6 separate regions of the Homo sapiens genome follow, and regions 2, 3, 4, 5 and 6 are each linked to region 1. A link is a loop called in an ENCODE intact Hi-C map of the cell type or tissue named here. Cell type or tissue: mammary epithelial cell. All regions are shown on one strand. Region 1 overlaps LINC00882 (long intergenic non-protein coding RNA 882). Region 2 overlaps BBX (BBX high mobility group box domain containing). Region 3 overlaps LINC00635 (long intergenic non-protein coding RNA 635). Region 4 overlaps MYH15 (myosin heavy chain 15). Region 5 overlaps LINC00636 (long intergenic non-protein coding RNA 636). Region 6 overlaps BBX (BBX high mobility group box domain containing).

Region 1 (5,000 bases):
ATCTAGGTTGCTCAATTAAAAAGAAAATTAAATCCAAAATCCAAAATGGAAAAGAACCTTAAATATATCTAACGTTTTCTTTTTGAGTGGAATATCTAATTCATAATTTCATTATTTATTTAAATTATCAGTTTTGTTCTGAACACTCTTTAGCTGCATCTTGTCAACTCTAATGTCATGTTTTCATTTTTTTCTAGAAATTCTCATTAGCAATTGATATTTCCCTTTGAGACAAGCTATGTTTAATAGGAAAATTTTAAATTTCAAAATGGGGCTTTCTTATGTTTTGATTATAAATTTCTGGTTTTATCATATTATGGTGAATATTTAGATCATTTTTATGTGATTTACTGGGGCATACATGTCTGTATTGTAAATTAGAGTCAATTTTCTAAGTGTTTTTGTATTTTTTTGTCTAATTAAGAGAAATGTACTATAGTCTGCTATTATTAGTGTATTTCAATTTCTCTTTGAATCTCTTATAATTCCTACTGTATGAAAGTAGCTGCTGTGTTATTCACTGCATACCTTTTCATAAATCTTTTATTTTCACTGGGAATTGTAGCCTTTAGGATTATAAGATGTTCTTTGTCTCAATAATGGTTTTTGGTCTGAATTTTATTTTATTGAATTGCAAAATCTCAATTCTTTCTTTTTTTAATTTGCATTTTCTCAGTAGAACTTTACCCATCCTTCCTTTCATTGTTAGCATTTCTGAATTGTTTTGTTTTAGGTGGGTCTTTGTCTTTTATATACAGCATAGAGTTGGATTTTCCTTTGAAATCAACCTGTTTTTCTTTTTGTTTTAACACTGAGGTTGAGCCCTCTGTTGGCTGATATGTTTGGTCTCAGTTATCTCCTGTATTATATTTACCTGTGTAATATGTAGCATATTTGATGGTGATACGTGCTATTGAGGAAAATAAAGGAGAAAGGGTGCATAAAAAATGCTGGGGAGAATATTCTATTTTAAATAGTGATCAGGGAAGGCCTCACGGAGGAAGTGATTTTTGCACAAACACTTGAAATAGGCAAAAGAATGAATCATTTGGATAAATGAGGTAAGATTGTTCCTGACAGAGGACAGCTAGGGCCAAGGCCCTGAGGCATAGAGTAGCTAGTGTGCTCTAAGGAACAGCAAGGGAGCTGGTGTGATCAAAGTTGGTAAGCAGGAGAACAGTAGGAGATAAGACCAGAGGATCAGATAGGGCCCTGTCAGTAGGGAGCAGAGAGTCCCTCCTTCAAGAGAAATTTTGGTACCAGATGTTGAAATAATACATCTGCCATACCACAGTAATAAATTAATAACTCTATGAGAACACATAAATAACCCTGGGAATTCCAGCCTAGGTAGGAGAGGAAACTAGGCTTGCGGGTATGATATTTTGGGTACAACTCAAATTATGCATGAAAGTAGCTTCGTATTTGCTAACTTTGGGGGTTGGATTACTAAAGCACCTTTCCCAACCCATACGATTGCAGGAATCCTTGACTGTTCTTCAAGTCTCTCATATTTCAGTTTGTAGTTCATATCCTACCTCCAAACATATCAGATATAGATAACAACTATAGCTTTTGGCTATTTATCTGAAGCTGTACATTTACAGAGGAAGAATTTTATTGCAACATTCATATTAATGAAAGGTATTTTGACTAATACATGTTCAAAAAGCATGAAAACACTAAAATTCTATACTCAGAAGCTTGATTAAAGGACAGAAAATGAGAGATTTTTTTGAATTTTTTAAAAAAGTCAAGTATTAGTTTTTAAAGAGTTTTTTGTATTTTTTGTTTTTCTTTTTATAGGAAATCTGTTTTGACAGAAAACTATATGGCAAATGTGTGCGTGTGTGTGTGTGTGTTGGGGAGGACTAGGGATGAATTCAGTCTGTAATCTAGAAAAACTGTGTCCAGGATAGGAACAGAGAAGGGACAAACTTTATATGTATACACAGGATTACTTTTTCCTTTTCATGATGTGTTTTATTTGGAAGCATTTACATGTTCTCTTTCTCTTTTCCTCCTTTTTTTTTTCTCCTGCACCTTTCTTTTTCTTAAGCTAAGCTGTCACAGTGAAATACTGTGACTAAGCCACAACTCATATAGAAAACTGAACGGTGCATTGTAAAATAGGACACAAAACAAAAGACTTCATCCGAGAGCTGAGATCATCACGAGTACACAGACCCACTGCAGTAATTCAACAGTGTTTCTCAGAGCCCAGGACAATTTTTTCAATTCGTGATATCCTACTGCCCCCTGCTGTTCATGTGGAAGCACTGACTACAGAAATTAAAGTTTTCATAACATTGCACAGGTTTTAGTGCAATGTTAGCGTGCTATCAAAGAAAGTTAAGTAGTTCAAAGATTTAAACAGAGTAATTTAAGGAATTGCTTTCTAAAAGGCTGAATATCAAAGAAATTACAAAGCAACTTTCTCTACTGCCTGATATGTTGAAGAGAACTCTAATCCAGTTATTTGGCTAATGAATCCGGTTTCGTTTTTAAGTTTCTGAGGGGAGCAGAGCAGAAGGCAATTGAGGTAGCTTAGAGATAAATTAGTAAAGATAGAGCAGGGAGTAGATGGAGCAAATGAAAGGCAAAATGTGCAAGAAGGAGGGGGTAATGAATAATTTACATCCTCGAGGGTAAAGCAGTTCAGTCCTGAACAGATCGTTTACATTCCTCAGGGGGGTCGGGCAGAAACGGGCTCCACGGAAAAGCCCGGATGGGCCATTTGTGAGCCTCAGCTCTTCTGCCTCCTGCTCCTGGATTTGATCATGGAAACCTCTCAGGGCAGTTAGGATGAGTTGGAGCCTCTGAAGCAGAGCAGAGGCACATCATCTTTAGAGCTGATTTCCTGGGCTTCTCTGCAATTTGTAAAGAGCTCAGGGGCTGTCTCCTGGATGTAAGTCAGCCCATGTGCAAATGCGTATGTGTGAGCATGCGAGTAGGATGTTATATGTTCCACGTTTTAGACTCTGAGGGCTGCTAGTTCCTGCATGGCAGACCTTCCCCTTGGGATTAACTAATAAGGTGCTAGCGTTCCCCGTCACTCAGCAAAAGTAGTTAGAAGCTTGGGGCCTTGCTTCAGCATTTGTTTTTTTGCTGGGACTCTTTCTCCATGAGGAACACGACTGGAGAAGAAACGTTCGATATTTAGAAAATTAAATGTATCCATGTTATGATAGATGTAGAAATCCAGTCCAAACTGCTCGTGAAAGATGTAGTTTTTGCTATAAGTACTATAGGAGTGTCACTTCTAAAACTTCCAAAGTTCCTACTTCAAAGGCACAATGATGGATTTTAAAAAATAAAACTTTGAGAAAACATTTACATGGTTTATTTCAGGTAACAATTAATAACCTGATTCCTTAATGCTTGGGGCTGTTACGTTCATAGCATTGCTTTTAGTGCTATCATTTCCTATTTCTCTTGTATGACATATTGTATTAGTCTGTTTTCATGCTAGTAATAAAGACATACCTGAGACTGGGCAATTTACAAAAGAAAGAGGTTTAATTGGACTTAAACTTCCACGTGGCAGGGGAAGCTTTACAATCATGACAGAAGGCAAGGAAGAGCAAGTCATGTCTTACGTGGATGGCAGCAAGCAAAGAGAGAGAGCTTGTGCACGGGAATTCCTCTTTTTAAAACCATTAGATCTCATGAAACTTTTTCATATCATGAGAACAGCATGGGAAAGACTTGCCCGCGTGATTCAATTACCTCCCACCAGGTCCCTCCCACAACACGTGAGAATTAAAGATGCGATTTGGGTGGGGACACAGCCAAACCATATCATTCCTCCCCTGGCTCCTCCCAAATCTCATGTCCTCACATTTCAAAATCAATCATGCCTTTTCAACAGTCCCCCAAAGTCTTAACTCATTTCAGCATTCACTCAAAAGTCCACATCTGATACAAGGCAAGTCCCTTCTGCCTATGAGCCTGTAAAATCAAAAGCAAGTTAGTTACTTCCTGGATACAATGTGGGTACAGGCATTGGGTAGCCATTCCAAATGGGAGACATTGGCCAAAAGAAAGTTGCTACAGGCCCCATGCAAGTCCGAAATCCAGCGGGGCAGTCAAATCTTAAAGCTCCAAAATGATCTTTTTTCACTCCATGTCTCACATCCAGGTCATGCTCACACAAGAGGTAGGTTCCCATGGTCTTGGGCAGCTCCGCCCCTGTGGCTTTGCAGGGTACAGCACTCCTCCTGGCTGTTTTCAGGGACTGGCCTTGAGTGTCTATGGTTTTTCCAGGCACACGGCACAAGCTGTTGGTGGATCCACCATTCTGGGGTCTGGAGGATGATGGTCCTCTTCTCACAGCTCCACTAGGCTGTGCCTCAGTAGGGACTCTGTATGGGGGCTCTGACCCCACATTTCCCTTCCACACTGCCCTAGCAGAGGTTCTCCATGAGGGCCCCACCCCTGCAGCAAACTTTTGCCTGGGCATCCAGACATTTCCATACATCTTCTGAAATCTAGGTGGAGGTTCCCAAACCTCAAATCTTGACTTGTAAGCACCCACAGGCCCAACACCACATGGAAGCTGCCCAGGTTTGGGGCTTGCACTCTCTGAAGAAACAGCCTGAGCTGTACCTTGGCCCCTATTACTCACCGCTGGAGTGCCTGGGACTCAGGGCACCAAGTCCCTAGGCTGCACACAGAATGGGGACCCTGGGCCTGGCCCAGGTAACCATTTTCTCCCAGGCCTTCTGGCCTGTGATGGGAGGGACTGCCATGAAGACCTCTGACTTGCCCTGGAGACACCTTTCCCATTGTCTTGGGGATTAACATTCAGCTCCTCGTTACTTATGCAAATTTCTGCAGCCAGTTTGAATTTCTCCTCAGAAAATGGGTTTTTCTTTTCTATCACATTGTCAAGCTGCAAATTTTCCAAACTTTTTATGCTCTGCTTCCCTTATAAACTGAATGCATTTAATAGCACTGAAGTCACATCTTAAATGCTTTGCTGCTTAGAAATTTCTTCT
Region 2 (5,000 bases), 310 kb before region 1:
GTGTGCTGATTCAAACAAACTAACGTTATCTAATGAGTCCGAGCTAGGAAGCTGCATGAAAGCTTGGGACAGGTTGTGTATTACAGTGCAGTCAAACTGTTCAGTAGCCAGTGGGTTAAGCATGACCTTGAGGTTTCATGTGTAATACTCCTGCTAGAAACAATTAGCACCTTTGAGCTACGATAAACAAGCACTCTACTTTTTACAAACCAGCAACATTTTAGTGCCCTTTCTACCAAACTGTGAGGAGGATTAGTAAGAGAGCACCATTTCAAAAATCTTTGTTTGAAACCCTGTGTTTTACAACCATGTCACTGAGCCAAATGAAAGCCCCAGCATGACTGTGGTTTTATCCACTTAATGCATCATCACTACCTACTGAGCAAGACCCAAACTGGACCAGGGGAGCACCACAAACTACCCAAGACACAGACAGGGTAATGGATTTCCTACTGAATATCCCACCAATTGCCATTCCCTAAAGAGGAGCAAGAAAGGTCATTATTGCTCTTGTTAAGAAAATAACTCCATGGATAGCACAAAGATAAAGAAGGCATTACCATTTTTCCAAACATAAGGAATTAACCCTGTACAGTCTTCAGTGGCCCAAACCACCACCCTAGCAGTCATACAAGCACATTCTGAAAACTTCGGTTTCCAGCAAAACATAAGGTACTGATCTGCTATCACTACTCTCCTACAAAAATTAAAAGCTTTTATTTCCATTTAGCTACCACTTAAGATTTATAAAAGCTTCATTTTTTCTTTCATTCTCTTAACTTGAGTCCTCACAGAGCCCACTTTCCTCATCACAGATTGCCAATTTTTGGTACGTTAAAAATCCCATCAAGTTGCACTTATATTATGTGACAATTAGCTTTTAATGATGGATAAAGGGGATAGATGCTTAAAGTCATTTTGCATTCTATTACTGTACCCATCTAATAAAGAAAAGCTTTTTAATAAAGGTCAGAAAATTTTCTTCTTTAATCAAACTCTAAAAGACACACTAACTTGGAAAATACATTAAATTGGTTGGGCCAAGAGATATGTAACAGAATGTAAAGACTTTTGTCAATAAACCGCAGAGGTAAAGAAACGTCTCTATAATGTATTCTCTTAATTTCTATTACTTTTTAAAAAATTTTTTTTTTTTTGAGACGGAGTCTCGCTCTGTTGCCCAGGCTCGAGTACAATGGCGGATCTCGGCTCATTGCAAGCTCCACCTCCCGGGTTCATGCCATTCTCCTGCCTCAGCCTCCTGAGTAGCTGGGACTACAGGTGCCCGCCACCATGTCCGGCTACTTTTTTTCTTTTTTTTTTTTTTTTTTAGTAGAGACAGGGTTTCACTGTGTTAGCCAGGATGGTCTCCATCTCCTGACCTCGTGATCCGCCCGCCTTGGCCGCCCAAAGTGCTGGGACTACAGACGTGAGCCACCATGCCCAGTCAAATTTTTTATTTCTTATAGAGATGGGGTTTCGCTATGTTGGCCAGGCTGGTCTTGAACTCCTGGCCTCAAGTGATCTGCCCGCCTTGGCCTTCCCAAAGTGCTGGGATTATAGGTGTGAGCCACTGTGCCAGGCTTCTATTATATTTATAACTTTTAAAGTAACGATTTTACAAATAACTAGCATTTTACATTCAATAAATATATAATATGTACAGGTTTCCAGATGTGATGTTTTAACATCTCATGTCTAAAGACATGATTTCCTAGGATATAACTGCCTGCAGGGTCTCTGTATACATCTGTGGAAGTCATGCTATGTTCTAGAACCCTAAGAGATGCCATTCACATCAGCAAGCACAGATCTGTATCTCTGTGACGACATTTCAAAATGCAGTAAAGTGTTGTGTTCTAACAAAATCAATCTATTATGACAATTTTCCAACACTTAGAAATAAAGTATCACAAAAAGAGGTAACTTTTTTCTCATTTACACAAAGGAGCAGAATAGAGTCGCAGCTGCCCAGATTACCTGGCTAGTATTTTCTGGAAGTTCAGGGCTGAATGATGGTCATTTCCCAGGTGAACTCCCAGGAGCAGAACTCTGATAAGGCATATGAAGTTTCCTCCCTGAACTGCAGGACAAAAGATATTTTCTCCCAAATAAAACTTACAAATATACTAACCTTAAAAATATTATTTGGAATTTTAACTTACTAATGTTTAGCCTGCATACATGTAAATGGATTCAGTCCGAGTGACAAGGTATGTGGTCGCAATATTTCACTACAGTAGTTTCTTAATACAGCCACCATGAGGCGTCGCAGTACACAAATCAGTTAAATGACCCTTTCACAACTAAATCTGTTATGGCTTTACAAACTTCTTTTCTCCTCATCAACAGCTATGAGCAATTTATGCTTTCATGGACAGAACAAAATCTAACAGCTTTGAAATGGCTTTTAAAGACTCTTTTGCTTAAGATTAGGATGAGCTGTTGTGAAGCTGGAATGGTTTTTCCTAAAATCAGACTGTAATAAACTTAGGGCATTTGATAAACTGGTATGCCATTTAACAATGTGTTATTGTTTTGCAAATTCTTGCTCTGTTTTCACAGGACACAGGGAACTAAACTGAAGCCACGTACAGTTTATTATCCGTTAACTACTAAAATCATGTTGTGCCACTAAATAAAGTAGAACTAGTAACATAACTTCAAAGTTGACATGCATAATGTATTACCTATAGTTTCATTCTAACAATACATAACATTTTGGTTTAATTTTTTAACCATTTATAAACAATAAAAACAAATTGTTCACCTATTCCTGCTGTAAAGATGGTGTCGTGAATTGGCTAAAAATGTGTTTTACATCATTTTGGAGCTAAACAGATTTCTACAGCAAAACACCAAACCAGAAGTCTTATATCTCAGTTCCACCTCTGCCACTCAAATGGCCTGGGTCCTAGTTTCTTAATCTAGGCCTTCCTTTCTTCAAATTTATAATGATAGATTATAATGCTCCAAGATCATCTGTAGAATCCCTTTTAAAGCTAAAATATAATTCTCTTTGGATTTAAGTTATCTGAATCCAAACCTATTTTCTTTTTTATATTGTGACATGATGTTCATTTTTTTAATCACAGATATTTCATCTCAATATAACACTAACTTTTTTTAACTTTAGAAGTTTACCATATGTTTAGAATGAGTCAAGAAATAAGCTACTGAGGAGCAACTGTGTGTATGACAACAGGCTTAACAATGCAGAAACACAAATAGAGAAAAAGCTCTTTTACCCTGGGCTGGAAAGCCATGCCTTATTGCCATAGGCATAAGAAATTCAGTGGGAGCCTAGACTGGTCCATGCATTGTGGAGTGGTATGAATGCCACGTGGGAAGCCTAGGAGGCACGATAGGGGAGTGAGTGATTATAAATATGGCCTCCAGTAGACAGAATGAACTGGGATGGAATGCCAGCAACACCATTTACCAGAAGAATGACCTTGGGCAAGTTGCTGAGCCTCTGAAACTCAGTACCTCATTCAAAGTGGAGATAATAGTTCCTACTTCACAGGTTGTTGCATGGTATAAAAGAGGGTGGAAACACTAAATTCATGGTTTACATCACTGCTTAAAAACAGGGTGAAGAGGAACTCTGCTGAACTGTCTTTAGGACTTTTGTTTTCATATTCCACTTTACATGAAAAGCCAAACTAAAGAAAGTTCATAGTTTCTAACCACTTCCATCTCTATATGCTCTCTTCAATAAACATATGCTGTTCTTTCAAATTACAATTCTTCAACAAACCTCTTCTGTAGCCATTAATATTACACTATGTTCCAAAGTTAGTATACTCAAATACAAATTATGAAAACTGAGTTGAAGTAATGACAATCTATAGAAATAAACATTCTAAAATAAACCGCTTTTGTGTCAAATCTTAAATCTTTTAAATAAATAGAAGTTCTGGAGTTCTAATGTAATCAATCTTCTATCATTCTCCCACAGTATAATAATGACTAGACCTTTTTACTCTTGGGGAACTTAAAGATAAAGTCCTAACAAATAAAACCTTTCTATTATATAAAATATTAATTGAATAATTGATCCTGAAATAACTTGTAGATAGAAATATCTTCTCTTTCATAGTTGGCAGAGGTTCTCTTACTGGCTTCTGGAACCTCCTTTACTACGGAGTGCCAAACTAAAAAGCATTTTAAGTTTAAAAAGAAAAACTATCCAGTCGTGGTGACAAACACCTGTAGCCCAACTGCTTGGGAGGCTGAGGCAGAAGGATCACTTGAGCCCAGGAGTTTGAGGCTGTGGTGAGCTATAATCACACCGATGCACTCTAGCCTGGGTAACAGAGCCAGACTCCATCTCTTAAAAAAAAAAAAAATTATAGAATTTGCTTATACTTCTTTAAAAACATCAGTTAATATCAAGTTACAATATGAACATGTTACAGAAATAGGAGTAGCTCAGGTATCTGAATATCAAATCATATTCTCTAATTAATTTTCATTGTAACTTCAGAAATATGTCTCATGGGGGGGGGATTAACATAATCTAAATATAATCCAAATCTCACTTACAAATCCCAACATACACCTAAAAGTTCATTGTTTGTCAGTATGTGGTCACTATACATTTAATTTGCCATCACAAGTTGTGAAAAAAGTTAAGTCAAATGGACAGTCTTTCTACATAATTTTAGTACACTTATTTAAATGCACAAATAAATTTAAGTACACCCAAAATTTAAGGCCCTACATGGGCCTTAACTGATATTTTGTAGCTCACAGGGCATGAACAAAATTAGCACCGGATTTTCTTCACCACTGCTACTCCAAATATTTATAATAACTTATCAGGTTGAAATTAAGTACAAGAAAAAAAAATTTTAGCTCAAAAAGATAAATTTTGCACTGCTCTCTAGACAAATGGCCAGAATATATGAGTGCTGGTCGCAGGGGAGCCACTGCAAACTCAATATCCTAGGTCAAGACACTTAACAACTTTGAGCCTGTTCCTTCATCTGTAAAAT
Region 3 (5,000 bases), 610 kb before region 1:
GGAAATCCCTTCCAGTCCTCAGAGGAGCCTTGCTTCCCTTATAATATCCTTCTTCCCAAATATTTTGTTTTTCCTCAAAGCCCTCACAATTTCCCCTGAGGCCTGAGGTTCGGCTTGCTCACACTTCTCTCTCCCCTGCTTCCCACAGAATCACATCCTTCCTGAGATAATGAGCACACAATTGCCTGGATACCTGAAGGAATGGAGACAGCGGCAGAAAACACTGCAGAGAGGTGGAAACATCCGTTAATATTTTAAAATCCCATTACTGCTACCAACAATAATAATGGATGCATAGAAATAGATCTGGATTAGCTGAGCTTGAAACAGTCCATCTCACACACACACAAAAGAATTTCAGGTAATGAAGAAAAGAAAAGGAAAAAAATAACACATGGCCTCTGTAACATTGTTGCTTTTGAACCTTATTGGATTTGTGGCAAACTGGGTGCTTTTGGGACATGAGTCTCCTACCACTCACCTGCCTCTGAGCTCTCCTCTGAGGCCGGTCACTGCCCAGAAGGGATGCACCTGTCTTCTGTCCTGTGGTCTCTGGGTAGCCCCTGGGTCAGCATTTTGGGTGCTAGCATCTGATGCAACTGCTACAGTTGCTGATGAGAAAGTAGCTACCCTCCTCCACTCCACCCCTGCCGCCCAGGCCCTGCCACTCCTGCTAACCTGTCAGGCTACATTTTCAATTACTGGCTTTGAAAAATGTCCAGGTGGATTAAATCAATGAATGCGATGAGCTGAACACAAGGCAATGGCAATTCTGTGGCCTCCCTCGGGATAATTGGTGAGTGCATGGGGTGTTGAAAATCCAAGCCTGAAAATCATTGCTTTGAAGAAAGGGAGGACAACAACCAAACTATTTCTTCCATGAAAATGCATAACATTTAAATAATGTCCCCGTTCTTCTCAGTGCCCATCAACCTTCATTTTTTAATGCACTGAAAAGTCTAAATATTTATTCAATTCACAGGATTTATTACAGCTTCATTCAGCTAGGGCACATACACATTTTTTAACTACATGGCACTTTTTAAATAGCATCATTTAAAAATAATTAGGAAATAATTGTGATTGTATTCTAAAGATGTAAGATACTATCTAGTTTTAAAAAGTAACCAGAAAGAGTGTTCCTAAAGGACGACCCATAATCAACAGCTAGAAACAGCTGGCATTTATTTTACATAGAAAAACAGTTCGCATGTAGGGAATCACCATCTGACTCACTAAACTGCCCAGTGTTGTCGGGAAAAAATAGGCTGGTTAGAAAGTCAGCTTGTGGCTAACCATGTTCCAGACCACCTGGCCTTGCTCTGCTATGAGGTCAAAAGGCTGGTTTTGTGTTATCATGGAAAGAGGTGAGATTCCAGCCAGACACTTGCCGCGTGCAAGGTCACCTGGGCGTCACCTTTTAGGACGGCTAGAGGAGATGTCAGGGATTGAAGGGGGTGGCGAGGAGGAGCTTTGTCCATAATCTCTATAAGCCACTCTCCTTCATTGATAACATAGACAATCAGAATTGCCATTTTCTGTTTCATCTAAAGTGCTATGAAACACAGCTTCAGCTTGCTCCTTCCAACAGATCCCTACATAGATGCTCTGGAACGGCCTCTTTGTGTTTATTAATGGAAATTTCCCACAATAACTGCAAGTGACTAAAAAGATGCTGTGTCTTTCATCCCTGTCTCTGTCATCATCATGCTTTCTTAACTAACATAATTTTTGAGAAATATTGGGAAAATGCCAACAAAGAAATATAATTTGAAATTCCACCATCCAGAGAAAATCACTTTTCCTAGGGAATAGAGACATCTTCCAACTTATGCAATTTATACAATCATCTGTTTTTCAAAGGTCTTAAGTAAATCATATTTCATATACATTGAAATGCTTTCGATTTGCTTCTGCGGCTTTTTGTATCACCATTCATGGTGTTACAGTTCCTTTTTAAAATGATTTAAAAAAAAAAAAAAGACAAGGTCTTTGAAATTATTGAGCCACCCATGCCTAGCCACCAACTTTGTACTAGGGGTGCTGTATCTTTCCCTTTACGCCTTCAAATAGACTGCTAGCCTCTGTCCTTATCAGCACTTTCCAGTTGAAATTAGAAGGCAGTAAAGGCGAAATGACACAAACAACATGGAATTAGCGTGGCTGACACACAGAGATCACAGCAGGTAATGGAGACAGGTGAGGACCCAGTGAGGGGCATGGGGAAGGGGCTGTGGAGCTCTGAAGTGCATTTCCCACATTTAGCCTTGCACTGGATGTACAAATGTCCACATCTCTAAAATTAAATTATGTACCTTATGGAGCAATTTGCATAAAACAATTTTGTATCTGTTGTGTGTTTCATAACCTGCGGTACATCTGTACATTTATAGATTTTAAAAAATAGTATATATCCTGCTTTGTAACATGCTTTTTTTGTTGGCACATGCCTCTTTATGTCCATAAATAAATACAGACGTCATAATTGCCGATGACTACAAAACCCTCTGCTGTGTGTATCTATAAGAATTATTTAAACAGTTTCCAGTGAGTGGATCTTCTGGGTGTTTCCAGTTCGGCTTATAATGGACGCCTCGGGTTCCCAGGGTTGTGTTCTTTGGTCTGCCTCTGGTTTCAGCCATAGCTGCAATGAACATGGTCATGAGAGCTCAGACTCACATGGAAAAGCTAGCAAAGGGGCTTTTCCGATGCTAAAGAGCCTTGAGGCAAAGGAGAGTCTTTCTCCTTGCTCCTAGACAACCTTAAACCAGTGGGGACGGACTGGTGAATAAATGCTTCAGGAGACCTTGTGAGTGTTTCGCGAGAGGGCGCTGTGGAGTTGAGTCCCAGCAGCCCAAGGCATCAGCCTCACTAAGTTTGCTTTTCCCTCTTCCCTACTCTCTCCCTCCTGCTTCCCAGGATCATGTTGGAAATAAACTACCTGTATCCAGACAAGTCCTAATCTCTCCTGTTCTGAGCCAAGATAGGGACTCTGATAAACAATGATGTGGACAATATCCTTGAATGCACATCTCTGCCGTGGATCTAGTTATTTCCTTAAGACAAATCTCTAGAAATGCTCATTGCTGATCTGGTTATTTCCTTAAGATAAATCTCTAGAAATGTTCACTGCTGAGTCAAAGGGCATGGACTTTTAAAAACAAGCTCAAACAAGTGCTCTGTTTAACAGAGCTCTTAACTGTAAGGCGATTGATTTTATTTTATTTGCCTTTGCCTATTCAATCCCAGAGCTATCATGAAGCTCTCTTCCATCAAGAAGCAAAACATTGATACTAACTTCCTGTAGTCTTTTAAGCCACCCTCTCCAGAGGCCCCAGAAATCCCTCCCCGTTGCTGTCCTGCAAACACGATGAATGGAATAGTTGGAATGCACACCCACTGTCTCTCAAATAGACAGCTCACTTTATTGCCTGGTAGTTATTAAGAATGAGTAGTAATTTTGCTGTAGAAAAGACTACTTATAGGGAAAGTAAGAAACGAGAGAAACATTCACTCATAATTTAACACAAGGAAATAAAACCAACCAGAAGATAAAATGTCTGTTTCTCAAACAGCTCAATCCTTATATCACTAGTAGCACTGGAGCTCTTAATTATAGATAGTAAAGCCTCTGGATGTTATTTTTTACCCAACATCAGTGGTAACAGACGCATAAGGAACTGCTCAGAGTAGTACAGAAGGAACTCTAATGCGCAGGCGCTTCGGTGGGGCAGCAGCAAATGTGCGTGATCTGGCTAAAGAGGGAACCCAGAAAGGGTGTCAGCTCCAAATATGGATTAGCCACAGCCTTTCCACGAGGGGGAATGGTGACCATATGTTTGCAAGTATAATTTACAGAAACATATATGTGATTATTTTTTAAAATAAGTGAACTATTTATAAATCTTAGCCAATGAATCTTTGTGACATCTCCTTTCAGGAAGCCTAATTTTAAAAGGTATATAAAACCGTTCTCCTGGCCAACACTTGCAGGTTCTGCCCGCTTGGATGGCTTCCCTAAAAAAGGAAAAAACAAACAAAACCAACCTTCCTTGGCTGTGTTTGCCATCAACATCAAGAACTGCAGCAAAGGCATTCTGACTGCTGTTTATTACTACTGTTTATTCTGTCATAATTACTATCACCAAACCCACATGATTACAGTGTTAGTAATTTTATTGATTATAAATAGCACTAATGCTGTAATACATTAGCAAAGACACAGCATTAGGGAGACATGGTCCATACTCACTTGGAGAGTTGCACCTTTGAGGATGATTGTTTAAACCATCCTGGAAAGCATTATCCTTACATGGCCCCGGTTTCCAGTCACTCCAGTGAAGGTTTCCTTTAAACACTACCGCCATTCTCCCTGCTCAGTGTTTCTGTGGCCTTCTCAGATGTCCTTCATGCAGTCTAGGCTGTGCTTTGTATTCAAAAGAGAATCCCTTGATAGTATATGGACCCAGTAATGTCCTAGTTTCTTGAATTTGCTAAAAGCAGGGGCATTAGATTGTGAAAGCCCACTACAGCCATTTCTATTTTAACAGTGATACATCTTCCTTTTGGCAAGAGTACTATTGAGTGAATTCGTACAGTCTTGGGCCCTTCCATGTTTATTTAAAGATTGTATTTTCTGAGGGAGGAGGACAAAGGGCACAATTGGGACTTTACTCAAAACACCCACATATCATAGAGGGAATCTACATTTACTGTTTAATTTTAGTTTTCAAAATTTATTGCAAAGAGTCACCTGGATAAAGAGAAATCCCCCCACAGAACAATGTCTTTCTGCCTTCTCCAAAGCACACTCCCTTTTCTGAGGAGTGATGCTTTCACTTAAAATGGTGTATATTGATTAAAGTCAACATATTTCCTGTTTTTTAGGTGTCTGCTGGGTTCTTGGGAGCATTTTTTTTTTTTTTTTTTTTTTTTTTTTGAGACGGAGTCTGCTCTGTCGCCCAGGCTGGAGTGCAGTGGCGGGATCTCGGCTCACTGCA
Region 4 (5,000 bases), 1.2 Mb before region 1:
CAGAATCGCTGGGGAACTTTTAAAATCCTGAAGCTCAGGCCTTACCCAAGCCAGACAAGCCAGATTTCTGTGGGTGAATTTCAGGCATCAGTATTTGTTTTTACAACTTGCCAGGGACCCCAGTGTGCAGTCAAAGTTGAGGACTACCACAATAACAACTTTGTTCTCAAACTTGTATGTGTATCAGAATCACCTGGGTAACACGATAAAACTAGAGCGGCCCAGCCCCTAACCTGCTTCAGGGAGCCTGTTGTTTAATCTTTGATTAGCTCTCCAGGCTATTCCAATACACACTGATGCTTGAGAACCACCTCTCTAGCTAAATGTTACCTCTCCCAGGTAAGATCATGCAGCCTAATTGAAGTCCATGGGTTCATTCACAAGGTCCTGAAGGAACTGATGCTTATGGGTGGGAATTTCATAAAGCCTATTTGGGAATATGATTAAAATATGTTTACACATATTGCTATCTTTACAACAGTAGTTCCTGAATGTCAGATGGGCATTTAGTCATAGATTTACGCCATTTTCATCTTGGTTGCAAACTGTAAACATTTAGTGCAAATGAAGTAATTTACTTTTTGGAACATGATGACCTCTATTGTTTCCTCTTTCCCCCCAAAACAGAGAACATATGTGATGTATAATGTAAATCTCTGGAGTAAATCCAGGGTACACTAGTCCTGTCTGTAGATACTCAACTATCTCTGGAGTAAGTGACAAATAATCCTGTAATGTTAGATGCTATTTCTGTTAAGCTTAAGGTGGGATACTCCTCAGAGAATCTGAATTTCTTTTGTTCATGGATAAAAATAGACTCAAAGGACTGTGCTTAACACTGGAAAAAGGATATATGAAGACTCGGCATGGGGAACTATTCTTTGAGACTATTATTACCTGTATTATCTCTCTTCATGCTTCCAAAGCTTAGAAAAAACAAATGTTTCTCTTTTTTTTTTTTTAAACCTGGACAGATACTGGAAAATTGTTTTTCACATTGTTGGTTACTGTTCATCTCCACTCAGGTTGCCAGGCACATTGTATTTCTTCCCGTCTTTTAAATATTTTCACATTGGATTAGATACTCTATAAAGTCTCTTTCAGTTCAAAAAGTCTATGATTTGACATACTGGATTCTCAATTTGAAATTATCAAGCTTTTGCCGCCAAACCTGGCACTGTTAGCAGGCACATCTCAGTATAGGATGGGCATGTCTGCTCTACCTTTGATTTTCATTTATTTTTCCAAATAGGCTTTGTGTTTTGAAAGGTTTCATAGCAACCAAGTACCCAGGCTATTATCACTGCAAATAAACTAACATAAAGTAGGTATGTAACTTGTAGCAATGTATGTATTATATATATTGATTTTAGTTTATAAGAAAATCAAACATTTCAAACATTTTAAGCCTTGTAAACATTTTAAAGGCTGTGAAAAGGAAATTGATATTGCTAATACAGACGAGATAGAGCTCTCTAATTGTGTTTTGTTTTTACTTTATTTTCTGTTCGTGATTATTGCTCTGGAAAATTTGCAGCTTTTTTTTTCTTTAGTGAATTAAAGAAAGGCTGCATTACCTTCTATTATAAGACATTATTCAACAGAATGACTATGCCAGACATACTAGCATATCTCCAAATTCCTTTAAAATAGAAAGCAGAGAGGGGTTTTGGATGAGTGGAATATTTATTTTGTTGGTAACTGAAATAATCTACAATTTGAAATAAGCTTATAAATTTTTGCCTGTGTCATTATTTTGTGTCATTTTTTCATACCTGAAGTGATACATGCCTATTTACTTTTCCTTCTGATAATACTTATTCTCCACTTCTTGAGGAAATGGAAGCTTTGTTTCATAAAACAATTTTGTGGGGTGTAAGTATTATTGTTGGGCAGCAGAGGGCACTACGGAGCAAACAGAGACCTTGCCGGGAAAGGAAGGGTGTTTTACAGATAGCTGGCAAGTGTCCTGGCTTCTGTTGATTGGTGCTTGTCTATAATTATCAGATTACATGGCCCAAGTCCGTGTTTTGTTGAAAGAGTCCACAAGTACATACATAGAAAGAGAAAACAAATTATAAAGATGGCATTTTCCATGTCCTTCAGACAAATTATATCTCAATTTTTAAAAGATTCTGTTTCTTGATACTAGTCCTCTTTTAGAAGATTCATACACCATAATATTCACCTTTTAAACTGTATAGTTATTGGGTATTAGTATATTCTCAAGGCTGTGCAACCACCACTATCTAATTCCGGAACATTTTATTATCACAAAAATAAACTTTTAGTAGCAACTATTAGTAGTTATTTTGATTTTTGCTTCTCCTCAGCCTGTGGCAACCAAAATCGACTTTCTGTCCTTATGGATTGCCTGTTCTGAACAGTTCATAGAAATGGAATCCTGCAATATGTGGCCTTTCGTGTCTGACTCCTTTCACTTAGCATAATGTTTTCAAGTTTCAGCCATGTTGTAGTGCACATCAATACTTCATTTTTGTAAAATGACTAGCAATATCGTATTATATGAGTATACCACATTTTTTAATCCATTCATCAGTGATGGACATTTCACTTTTTCCCACCTTTTGACTATTGTGAATAATGCTGCTAGAAACATTTGTGTACAATTTTTTGTGTGAACATATGTTTTCATTTATCTTGGGTGTGTACCTAAAAGTGATATTGCTGGGTTCCATAGTAACTCTATGATTAACTTCAGAGTAACTGTCAAACTGTTTCTCACGGCAAATACACACCATTTTGCATTCCCACCCACAATGCATGAGGGTTCACATTTTTCCACATCCTTGTCAACACTTGTTATTGTCTGCCGTTTTGATTATAGTCATTCTAGTGGCTGTGAGTGGCATTATATTTTCTTTTTCCTTAATGCCAACAAACTGAAGAAGTGAGATTTCAATGTGGCTTTGACTTGTATTTCGAAGAAATAATTTCCTTTAAACTTTTAGGATTCAGGCATTTATTTGAAAACTACAATCTACTTTGCTACGCTGATGTAAACACACTATCTTTCTGTCCTCTGGGTAGTTAGTTTGGCTATAATGGAATGAATCTTAACAGTGTTTTCCTCTCTCCTTCCTTTTCTTCTATTTCTGATGACCAGATGCTGACAAAGCTGCTTTCCTCATGGGCATTAACTCCTCTGAGTTGGTAAAGTGCTTGATCCATCCTAGAATCAAAGTTGGTAACGAATATGTTACCAGAGGTCAAACTATAGAACAGGTAAGGTGATATTTCAAGAGCATTATTATTCTATGATCTTCCAATAATTGTATATATATTGTACTGTATATTTTTCAACTACTAAGGATGTTTGCAATAATGAAAGCTTCTATAAATAAGCAAAAAAGAGCTCTTGGGATGACTATTCCAAATGTTTTTACTTGTGATGCACACCACAGTAAATGCTCTTGTCTGAAACATACATTTTGAAAGTTTTCCCTTAGGTAGCAAGTATCTTTGCAGATGCAGACAAACCCTCCACTTGTTGTGATCAACATCTTTGTCATCCAGCGAGGAAGCTTTCAAAGCTGTTCATTCCTAACATGGATAAAATTGGCAAATTGGCATGCTTCACGTATTTGGCATATTGGCTCCTTTGGCATAAAAGACACATGGTGACACGTTAGTTGAGAAACAGTTTTAGGACATATGCTAAAAATCAATATTTGAAAGGAGGTGTGTGTTGAAAACAGAAATGAGAGATGGAACGCCATGCAGATTTTGTTTAGCATCCAGGAGAATGTTATAGTAGAGAATAACAAATTCTTTGAGGCTTTGCCTTAATGCAGTAAATATTCCCAGGGCCACTGGGTAATGAGACCATCTAAGCATGCTAGTATGTTTCAAAAATAATAATTTATATCTGTAGTGTGTAAGGGAAAATATGAGATAAGCTGGGCTGCAGTAATGCACACACACTAAAATCTCAGTGACAACAAAATATTTCTTACATCAAGTGCAATACAGAGTATACAGCCTTCTCTGTTTTGTAGTTCTATGTAGTTCTTTGTAGTTCTATGCCATCTGGGACACACGGCCTCCCAAGTGACTGCACAAGGAGAAAAGATCATTTGCAGAGAAAGTACAACCACCTTTAACTGCTTGGGCTAGAAGTAATATCACTTTCACTAACAGTCCATTGGTAAGAATTAGTAAAATAATACCTTTAGCTACAGAAAGGGGCTGAGAAATGTAGCCTTTCTGGAAAGAGGAAGTGGTGTCACACATAGTATGGATAAAGCATTCACAGTATTATTGCCTTCTATTCTTACAATAATACTCAGAGCTAAGTAGGGCAGAAATGCATAATTTATGTTTTTCCTAGTTGAGGAAACTGAGTCAAAGAGAATGTTAAGTAACATTCCAAAGGATATATAGCTAGTACTCAGGTGATACTGATTGTCTTACTCAGTATACACCCTAACTCTGAAAAAGAGATAGACAAATGTACAAATTTGTAATATAAGACAGTCATCTTATATATGATGACTAGAATAGATGTGTTTCCCTTGGTATATTAAGGTAACTGATGTGTCTGTGTTATTTAAAACATTTAAATGACTGATCAAAATCAATTTATTAATTTAGCTTACTCTATAAATGGATAATTCTACCTCTACTATAATACTAACTATACTATATTGAAATAATCTGCTTAGATTTTTGTCTTCTAACCTCTTTGAAGCATGAACTGTGTCTAATTCATCTTAGTACTCCAAGCATCTAAAACAATGCCCTGTAAGCCGTAAGTGCTCCACGCATGTTAAAATAGACTACATTGAGCTAAACTTGAATCACGATCAGCAGGACACATAACTGAGCTATTTCTTGGCAGGGGGTTAGAGTTGTTCAGCAGTTTCATACCTTCTTAGACATTCACCACAACATGCATGCATGACATGCTATGTTTATAGAACAGGGTTTTTCTCTGTATAAAACTAATGAGCCCAAATAGCAAGAAGAGCAGATTTGGA
Region 5 (5,000 bases), 690 kb before region 1:
GTGTATGCGATGTTACAGGGGTCAAAGCAACAACCTGTTCCTCTGGATACATAATAATTTTGCATGTCCCCAGGTGAAAGGTTAGACTTGGTGTAAAGTCATACTATATCATCTTATTACCCATTTACTCATTGCAACTCAGTCCAGAAAATGTATTAAACATCTGTAATGTGCCAGACTCCATAAGGACATGGAGAATAAAATGAACTAAATATGATCCTGCCTCGTAGAGTTCACACTAGAGAGGAGGAAGCATATGGGCATAAAAATAACTATAAAACTCATGGCAGAGTATGCAGAATGCTATTAGTGGCATTTTACAAACAAGACACTAGGAAATCACACTCAATAATTTATTTAATCAATACTTACTGATTTCCAACTATGGACCAGGCACTATTCTAGAACCCAGAGAGATCACGGTGTACAAGAAAGACAAGGAGCCTGTTTTCATGGGGCTTACATTCTAGTGTGTGGAGACAGAGAACACCCTGGTAATGCCATGGATATATAAAATAATGTCAATTAATTACTGTGTTGAAATGGAATAGGGTAATGTGATAATGAGTACAGTTGAGGGTTGGGACAGAAGGTGGTCAGCTCTGATACCTGAGCTGAGGCTGGAATAAGAATGAAGTAGATTTGCGAAGAATTTATGAAGGAGATCTTCCACACTGAATGAATAGCAAGAGCTGGGATTAGGAGACAGAAATAAGCTTGTGGGGCTTTGGATCTGAAAGAAGGGATATGTAAAAGCATGCTGTGACAAGTGAAAAAGTGATATGAGATGAGGAGCGATGAGCGAGGGTGGATGGGGCAGATGGCACATTACATTTTGGCTATGGTGAAGAACTTGGGGTCTAATCAAGGTGCCATGGGAAGGCACTGAAGGTTCTAAAAAGAGAAGAGATAGGATTTGATTTCCATTTTAAAAGAGCAATCTTTTAAAATGCTATGTGGCAAGTGAGGACTGCAGTGGGGAGAAAATGAATTCAGGAAAACCAGACAAGAGGCTATTTTTGCAATCCAGGTGAATGATGATGAAGGGTGACCAGTAACTAAACTAGGAGCAGTCTAGGTGGTGAGAAAGACAGATGCAGGATATATTTTGGAGGTAAGCCAACAAGAGTTGGAAGAAGAGGAGAAAGGTTGTTTCTAAATGAAGAATGCTTCCATTTCTATCTTTAGTTCAAAAGCCTTTTATGTCAAACAATATAGCAGCTAATAAATTGATTCTATAAATATATCTAATGTACATTTAAGCTAATATTAAATTTCTTTGGGTCTTCAGAGTTTTTACTGTAAAAAATAGCACAAAATAAAAATGCTTAATAAAGAAAGTTGTAAAATACAGAAAAGCATAATTTTTAGATAAAAATATATATTATAAAATATGCTACATACATATCTAAGATGAGAATGCCTATTTTTTCCCTTAAAAATGTGATTCGATCTCGTATTTGGGGGCGGGAGGGGCATGCTGCTGTGCTGTATCAGGTTTTGCCTCTTTTTCTGCAGCGTCTTTCAAAAACTGAAAACAATTTAGCCACGTTATCCCAAATGCTAGGTGTGGACATTTATTTCCTCATATATGGGCGGTGACTTCCACCATTGGGGCAAACGGACCTGGAAATGCCGAGATGTCCCAGGAAGTCTGGAGCTGATGGAGCCCGTGTCCATCTCACCAAGACCTTAAATATAATGCAGAGTCCCTGCTGCAAATCCATTCCCATCCGTGCTTTGAGACGGAAGGAGGGAAATTGCAGCTATTTACAGCAACCACCATCTGAGCAAGGACTGATTCATGCAGTACCTCGGGGAAGCTAGGTTGGAAACCCTTGTCAACATGCAGTCAAGTCTATGGTTAGAACTGGCCAGTGTGCGCCCTGCATCTGCGGGAGGGTCCGGGGGCCATTTGGAATTTGGTTTTTTTTTTGTTTGTCTGTTGTTTGTTTATTTGTTTTTTAGCCCTCTCTCTAAGGGCTAAGGATTCCATCGAGGTAAGGAATGGGCGGGAGTGAGTCCTAAGCGGGCGCTCCCGGAAGAGCGGCTGCGAGCAGCGGGGCCGCAGTTCGGCGGTATGGATCCTACCCCTGCCCGCCCCGAGCCGACCCGGGCTTGATGAAGTCCCGGGCAGCCCGCGAGGCTGCAGTGTGTCACGCACCAGCTCCCGGCGGCGTCCTCTTCCCCGCCGCGCGCAGTAATGGATCTCTGCGTCCTAAAAGAGGAAGATAATGCCGGTGTTAGCTTATAAATAGATGGTTGCATGCTCTCCCTGCGAAGCATTGATTGAGGCCGCTAAGCTGACTATTGATCTAATTTTAACTTACATGTTCGCACGCACCCTCCCCGCCTCCCTGTCGCGGCTTGGTGGAGCGCGGGGCACGCTGTCTCTCGCGGCCGCCAGAGGGCGGGCCACTGGTCCTCCCGCCACCCTGCCCGTCTGGCCTCTCTGTTTACGCAGACGTACAATGCTGGCCTTTATTGGGTTTGAAAAATAGGAGTTTGATTTTCCTGCACCGGGATGACCTCATCACTCATGAAAGTCGGAGGAAAGCGGGGAATCGGATGACAGGCAGCCGGGAAAATAAAGCTTGCATTTCACCTCCTCCCACTCCACCACCTACACAGAGTACTCGGGATGTGCTTCTCATTTTAAAACCACCTTGCCGAAGCCGGGAAGTGGGAGACGGCGGTAGGAGTGGAATGTTAAATTCTTCTTGGTACTCTGGCACTCGGTGTGCAGCGGCTTCTGTTTAGAAGGTTAATGTCACCTACTCTCTGCCTACAGAGCCTCTTGTAAGGGCGCTCTCCTGAACTGTCACTAAATGGCAATGCAACAACATTATCTAGGAGTGACTTGACTAACATATTACTAATTATTTCTAGACATAATTCATCTTGCCAAAGTTTAAGCAATGGTCATCAGCAATTTTATACTGCTGGCTTGTAAATTTCAAATCTGCTTATGACTTCAAATTATTAAGGTAGGGAATTACAGTCTATCATAGTTTTGCTTGCCGCCTTTTGGGACCACAGCACATCAGGATGGGGGTATAGGGTAAAGTAAATGAGAGGGAAAGGGAGACAGAAGACAAAGAAAGATGCCTTCCCTGAAATTCTCCAGCCCTAGAACTCAGCACGTGAACAAACTTTCCTCTGGGATTCAGTGAAACATATTAATAGGAGTCAATGTTTATCAGGCACTTGCTATGTCCCAGGCATTGTACTAACCGTTTTATATTTGTTACTTCATTAAATCCTCAAGACAACCTATTGGTTAGATTATATTATTATCCATATTTTAGAGTTGAAAAAAACTGAGGCAAGTTAGTTGCACAAAGTCGATTAGCTAGAAAGGGACAAAACCAAGATTCAAACCTCAGTAGAGACTGACCCAGAGCCTTGCTCCACATCACCATGTCGAGTGTCTTGACGACATACCTCCCTTGGCAAAGTCTTAAACTCTCTGCATCTCTAAGCAAAGGAGGGTGCGTGTGAAGAGAGATGGCCACTTTCAAATAAGGCCTATCTAGGCTGAAATGGAAAAGCTCTTCATAGGGAGAGCTCTTGCAAAAGTGAAAAACGTACAAAGAAATGATCATCCTCAGTGTTGCTCCTGATAATAGCTTATAGGATGGAAATAAACCAGAAGAAGGAAACTTCCATTAAGGGGACCTCACCTGGCTATTCATTCCACAAACATTTGCATACAGTGGACTGGCCATTGTGGTTGGCACTGAATTATGGTAATGAAGAAGACAGAAGTGCTCTATCCCCTCATGGAACCTCGTGAGAGAAAGGGGTTATAACTAAGTGAACAATCAAACACATAATTGTAATTTGTGATGATTACAAAGGGGCCTGGTATACTTCGGAGGAGGGAGTCAAGAAAGCCTGTCCGAGGAAATGCCATTTACACAGACAGATACAGCATGAGTAAGGGTTAGCCGGGTCCAGGATGGGCCTGGGCATAATATGGAGAGATATGAGGAAGCCTTGAGGAGGAAATGGTGTTGGGGAATGAGTGGGAGAGGAAGCTGGAGAGCTCACGTGGGATCTGATAAACCAGAGTAAAGATTGGTGACATCATGTTAAATGCAATGGGAATACCCCCTTAAGAGATTCAAGAATGAGAATAAAGCGATCCAAATTGTATTTTAGAAAGATTGCTTTGTTTGCAGTGGGGAGAATGGATAGGAGGTAGGATGAGGGAGTGAGTGTGGAGAGACTTCAGGAAGTTTGTGCACTAGCTCAGTGAGGATTGATAAAGGTTTGGACAAGGCCTGCCATAGTGGAAATTGAGAGAAGTGGATAAGCTATTTGCAGTTTGGTGATGGATTGGACAGGATGACTGATGGACAGAGCAAGGTCAAGGATCTCTCCCAGTTTCTGGCTTGAGGCACTGGATTGAATGAGGCATCATTTACTAATCCAGATGACATGAAAAGAGGAGCAAGTTGGGGAACCCTTGGTTTGGGCCTTTCCTATTTGAAGAGTGAAGGCTGCTGACCATCCAGTCAGAAAAGAGACTTCAAAAGTAAGGTTTGAGTGAGTTGCTGATATGGACAGAAGACAGGGAAATACTGGGTAGAAGAGGGCGATTCCCCAGCAAAGGCCCCACCCTCAAGCCTGGATACCCACGGCCCTAAATGAGGACAGGCATTCTTGTTTTTGCTCCCAAAAAGTTGCCCTTTGGCCCACCATACCCCCTAACCTGTACCCATATAAACCCCAAACCCCAGGCTCCAGAGGCAGACTAGGAGATGAGGAGACACACAGATGAATGGCGGAAAGGTGAGGCAGAGAAAGAGAGAAGAGAAGGAGCATCTGAAGGCTGAGAGGAGTTTGGCTGGGGACAGTCAGAGAGGAGTTTGGCAACTGGATGGCCAAAATCCAGGGTAAGATCATCTTCCCATTCCCTTGCCACTTTCAGCTCCCCATCCATCCTGCTGAGAGCCACCTCTACCACTCAATAAAACCCCTGCATTCATCCTTCA
Region 6 (5,000 bases), 520 kb before region 1:
ACCTGTGAAAAAAATTTTGCAATATCTCTAGGTAACCTTTAGCAATGCTTAATGACTCTTAGTAGCAAAATTCAGTTTTCCCAAATTAAAGGTTAACCCTCTCATTGTTGAAAATTAGATGTAACTCATTTTATGGTCACAGGAGAGATGGTACAGTTTAGGGAAACACTGTTAGAATATTTTGTAATTTCCACCTCTGCAGATCTTATCTCAATATATTCTTAGGAACTTGCCTCTGCCAGTTGAAAGAGTGCAGACTTTCCACAGCGTTTTACAGGCTCAGCACCACCCAACTGCGAAGTGTTTGAAGAAATCTATATTAAAGACAATCCAAATAGGGAATATTAGTTGTGATACCAGAATCTTTGCTTCTCATTCATATACATTCAGGAATTTTTCTTAGTTACGAGAGTATCATTGCTCCCATGTACCAAGTAACAAAACATGTCACATTTGGGATGATCATTTTGAGAACCATTTTTAGTAAATGACCTCAAAAATAATAACAAAAGTAGGTATGGCTGTTTAACAGTAAGAATATTATCTTGGATATTCTAGGCTTTAAATTTAACTCTGTAACCTTAAAGTGAGAAATGCATTTCAATTTCTACTTAAGTACTAACTTAATAACTAGTCAAATATAAAAGAGATTTAGAGTTATTTTGCATTTACCAAACAATTTTTTTGAAGAATATATCTGGGATCTCTGTGGAAAGACAGCATCAAGTCAGTCAACAAATTTTGTTTAGAATCCAATATATATGTGCAAGGCCATATGACAGCAGCTTAGGAATCTAAGAGTTTTATATAAAACACTGACCCTGGCTTTCAGAGTATGCTTTAATGTACATGCAAAGACTGATAATCAAGGCCACAAATCTGAGTTGTACAGTTAATGGCCTATGCTGTGTTGCAGTACATAACATATGTACAACATTAACATTGACTGCATCCTCTTCTGCAAATTTGGCTAAAAAGTGGCTGGGCATTGATAAAAATAAACAACACTGCCTTTTCTCATTTTTTAAATAAAAACTTCATTTTCCATTTCTAGCCTCAATAAGAGCTGAGAAGGACATACATTCTTAAAGACATTTACAAGCATCTTCACCTGAAGTTCTGTCATTGTTAGAGTAGATAGCTATAGTCTAAGATTTTTAGATTCTTTGTGATTCTGAATTCTTTCTCAGTTAAAAACAGAGCTATTTCTTATTTCCATTTAGTAGGTAATCCTGCTTGTGACTATATCCTTAAAGGTGACCACAGATCCCACAGGTGATTCTACGAAGTTGTTAGCTCCAGGAGGGACTGGGTGCTTCATGCTAGAAGAAATTTTCCCTAGAATACTTGCTGAATAACAGGCCTTTGTAGAAGCATGTATTTAATAATGGCCTACCTAGGCTATTAAAAAGGGCCTAGCTTAAGGAAGTTATGAGGACTCTTTCCTCCTGGGTGTTATCAGTTTTAACAGAGTGCTTTTCTATTCATCTCTATCATTTACTTTTCCTTTAGAAGATACATTTATGGGGCTCAAACTTTCTGAAGTTTGGAATATTTTCTTCTGGCCGAATTTTCACTGATAAATGCTACTTCTACCTTTTCTAGACATGCTGAATTCAATTACTCACCTTATCAGGAGACTAAGAGAAAACAAACACATTAATACCACCGGCTCTCAGTGCTTCAGGGAATGAAGGACTGAACATAAATGCCAGTGCCTTGAATCAACGCTCTATAATAGAAAGAATATGGCCTTTGTGCCACACAGGCATGCTTTCATTACTTGCTGCTGTGTGGACTTAAGCAAATAAGATTTTGAGCCTCATTTACCTTACCTTCAAAATATGAACAGTAATACCTGCCCGCAATTATGCTGTGAAGATTAGGTGTGATGCTAGTGTAGGGCAGTGCTGAAGAGATATTATGCTCTCAATAAATGGCCCAATTATTACTAATAATGATTTATCTTTAACACTTAATAAACATAAACACCTTTTTGGTACAATTCCAAAAATTACTTAAACACTGAAATTGAACAGAATTAAAAATAGCAGTGTGTGTGGATATTTATTAAATTTAGTAATTTGCAGAGCACTAAATTTGTCACATAATCCCATGACATGCTCAAGAATTACTGAAGGACCACAAGCTGCGTAGCACTGCACTTCACACCCATGCTGTTTTTCTGTTTCTTCCACTGGCTCCCTCTGCTGTTGCTTTTGTCACTGCAGGTTTTTGTTCCCCGTGTGTGTCACTCCCACATATCCTGTGCCTAATGCAGTGCATGGCACACTGAGAGGCTCATGAATGACTGACTGCATGGATGCACTACCTGCCTTTAGAGTTAAAGCAAAGCTGTCAGAGAGGAGGCTTGAGAATGCTCTCCTTAGGTTTAGTAAGAACAGTTTTCCTTATTGCCTCTGGGAGGATTTTTACCTGTTTACAGGTACAGGGAAGCATTTTAAATGCTCAAGGTTGCTGGAAGCCTGATTCCCAAAAGGGCATGTGTGGGGGGAGGTTCAACATATTTTAGTGGCCCAACATTTCCAGGATCTCCTAACAGTAACATTTTTATGGCATTACTTAGTGTGAGATACGATTTCTAAAAGTTAAATCAAAAACTTCTTAATTTGAGGGAAGGAAGGGTGGAAAACTGGGCATACGTTAATTTCCATGGCTTGGTCCTTATCTTAATTTCTTTGCAGCATTTGACAGTGCTAGTCTTTCTTTAGAAAAACTCCTTCCTGCCCTTCTGTTATTGCAGGGTCCTTGCTTTCCTCCTATGTCTCAGGCCACTCCTTGTGGTTCTTCTTTGCTGGCTCTTCTTTCCATAATAATCCCTTCAATGTTTTTCCTCAGTGTTTTGTCTTAGGACCCTCTCTCAGTAATCTCATCTATGCTGATGGCTTCAATTTCAAGCATAGCTGATATAATAATGATTTGTTATATTACTGTTCACTCCTGCCCATGCTGTTCTACCTAAGAGATATATACATCCTTTCAGATACGAACAATATAGTTAACATCTGTTTTCCAATGACTGGTCAGCTATGGAGGGAAGTGTGTGTTTGCTAGGTTGGTAGGTAGAGGGCACTAGTGGGCCATACGGCATAGGATGTTCATGGGTATGCTTCTTATTTTCCTCAAATTGGATAGGGCTTGCCAATAAGTTAATTCCACTGTAGTCTCTCTTGACTATTATGTAATGTTTGGATAAACAGTATTCATCCATAAAGTCTAGCTACAGGGTGGGTGCAACAGTACATGAGGTACAGCTAAAGTGCTAAGAAAAATGATCACCCTGGATGTTAAATTGCTAATTTTATGGCTGTCTGAGGTGGGTGAGCAAACAGGTGGTAAAGATGAGAATCAAATTAGGTAATGGTGGAAGTCTTGCAATTATGACGGTATTGTAAATATTGTAGCTTGGGAGAAAATGACTGATAATTGTTGAATGAATAAATGAGTCAAAGAACAAATAAGGCCTTCTTTACCTTACCTTTCTTATCTAAAAAGAAATATTAGTGCTTCCAATAAAACACAAAATACATCCACTGATTAGTTACAGTGTAAGTATATGGTGTTTTTAATCAACTGTAATATAGTGTAACAAACTGAGCATTCCCTCATGAAAATAAATGCATTAAATTTGTACCTATTGCTTATATCCAATGGTGACAATATTTTAATTTTGGTGAGATTATAGTTATATTTATATAGGCAAAGCAAATATCTTCTAAGGGAAGTTTTAAAGTCCAAATCTATCTAAATCACCCAGATTAGCTGTGTCTTCAAGGTAAATATAATTTTTCAATGCAAAGATATACTCTAGGTGTAAGAGTGAGCCACAGAGCAGATCAGAGAATATGTGGATTGGTCATGGCTTTTAGGCCTGTTAAATAATTAAAGACAACAGTTCCCTTCTGACATTATATCTGGTCATTAGTCTTTGGTAAACCAGACCTAAAAAGTAACTGATGTGTCACTCTACCTGTAAACAACAGAAGACACAGATAGGAAATTCATTCTGACCAACTTAATGGATCGGAGCCTGGAAACACAGAGTAGATGGCACTTTGGATGGGCCAAGCTGACTCTGGATGAAATATGAGTCTCACCTTGGAATGGGAGACAGGCTGAAATTGGGGGTGGTGAGTGAGAAACTGTCCCTGCAGTCTGTATTTCTTTTTAAATCCTGATTTTTCTTCTCTTAAATGTAAACATTTATGAGGCACCTACAAACAAATATGCTTTATTCAGTTTCATGGCTCCACATAGATTAATTTCAATGAGCTTTTCAATGATCAGATTTGGTTAAGAAGGAAAAATATCTTTCTCATCTTGCAGGGAAGAGATCCAGGACTCAATGAAAAAAAATCAAAACAAACAAAACATTTTCGACTTAAAGAAATCACCAGGGTTTACTGTTAAAAGTATGTTTCTAAGATAAATATTTTACACGATAAATGACCCATTTTCAAGAGAAAATCTAGTTAACTTTTTCCCAGTGTTAAAAGAGTTTGTAAATAAAATGAACGGAAATAGTTTCTGAGAATTTTGCACGCCTGATCTTAAAATGATACTACAAAGCTAAATACTTTTAAAGAGTAAATTGTTTCCTAGATTACATAAACACCCACTTCTCTTTAAGTGTATATAATAGGACCAGGAATCCCTCTGAAAAGAGACAGGGATATAAAGCTTTCCACTCAGTAATTTTCTTTTATACATCAATCCCTTCCTCTCTTGACCCTTCCACCGTGAAGTTCCAGAAATATTAATAAATGCCTTAACAATAATGATTTAATAATTTGGTGTTTTTTAAAAAACACATAACTATAGAGCAGTGGTCTCAAACTGTGGTTCTCTAATAGGAAACTTGTTCAAAATGCAAATTCTCAGGCCCAACACCAGATTTAATCAGTCAGAAGCTTTGGTGGCGGGGCCCAGCAATCTGTGTGTAAACAGCCTTCTAGGTGACTGTGATGTATTGTAAAGTT

The links. Hi-C counts contacts between places; a loop is a spot of excess contacts. Peaks named below come from ENCODE experiments on the same cell type or tissue, not always from the same donor. Only the 100,000 strongest peaks of a DNase experiment are listed, where the experiment ranks them.
Region 2: it touches region 1 in a loop (9-fold over the local background); 26 of 110 quality-filtered maps call a loop at or near these places.
Region 3: a loop joins it to region 1, with 26 times the contacts of the local background. A loop is called at or near these places in 31 of 110 quality-filtered maps.
Region 4: it touches region 1 in a loop (5-fold over the local background); 36 of 110 quality-filtered maps call a loop at or near these places.
Region 5: it touches region 1 in a loop (25-fold over the local background); 44 of 110 quality-filtered maps call a loop at or near these places.
Region 6: a loop joins it to region 1, with 11 times the contacts of the local background. A loop is called at or near these places in 55 of 110 quality-filtered maps.

Annotation. Positions count from the first base shown.
Region 1 is chr3:107,233,296-107,238,295 of GRCh38, reverse strand. All of the region lies in intron 1 of LINC00882 (long intergenic non-protein coding RNA 882), which reads left to right. Among named protein-coding and RNA genes, the nearest start is that of LINC00882, 4.8 kb to the left of the region's middle. RefSeq lists a silencer at 2,313-2,362. In mammary epithelial cell, a CTCF peak has its summit at 2,254 (motif pointing left); a DNase peak (open chromatin) is centred at 2,175; H3K4me3 peaks cover 760 bases; H3K27ac peaks cover 2,002 bases.
Region 2 is chr3:107,541,173-107,546,172 of GRCh38, reverse strand. All of the region lies in intron 2 of BBX (BBX high mobility group box domain containing), which reads right to left. Among named protein-coding and RNA genes, the nearest start is that of BBX, 21 kb to the right of the region's middle. In mammary epithelial cell, a CTCF peak has its summit at 2,264; no DNase peak of the experiment used is centred here.
Region 3 is chr3:107,844,267-107,849,266 of GRCh38, reverse strand. LINC00635 (long intergenic non-protein coding RNA 635) reads left to right here. Exons shown (of 8, transcript NR_024276.1): 5 at 149-361. Among named protein-coding and RNA genes, the nearest start is that of LINC00635, 31 kb to the left of the region's middle. In mammary epithelial cell, a CTCF peak has its summit at 2,832; no DNase peak of the experiment used is centred here.
Region 4 is chr3:108,474,643-108,479,642 of GRCh38, reverse strand. MYH15 (myosin heavy chain 15) reads left to right here. Exons shown (of 41, transcript NM_014981.3): 12 at 3,128-3,246. Among named protein-coding and RNA genes, the nearest start is that of MYH15, 33 kb to the left of the region's middle. In mammary epithelial cell, a CTCF peak has its summit at 1,903 (motif pointing right); no DNase peak of the experiment used is centred here.
Region 5 is chr3:107,925,091-107,930,090 of GRCh38, reverse strand. LINC00636 (long intergenic non-protein coding RNA 636) reads right to left here. Exons shown (of 3, transcript NR_015394.1): 3 at 1,184-2,218. Among named protein-coding and RNA genes, the nearest start is that of LINC00636, 44 kb to the right of the region's middle. RefSeq lists enhancers at 2,502-2,561, 2,572-2,661, 2,250-2,871. In mammary epithelial cell, a CTCF peak has its summit at 2,401 (motif pointing right); a DNase peak (open chromatin) is centred at 2,490; H3K4me3 peaks cover 902 bases; H3K27me3 peaks cover 189 bases.
Region 6 is chr3:107,750,912-107,755,911 of GRCh38, reverse strand. It overlaps BBX (BBX high mobility group box domain containing), which reads right to left. Exons shown (of 18, transcript NM_001142568.3): 10 at 234-314. Among named protein-coding and RNA genes, the nearest start is that of LINC00635, 120 kb to the left of the region's middle. In mammary epithelial cell, CTCF peaks have their summits at 2,214 (motif pointing left) and 3,087; no DNase peak of the experiment used is centred here.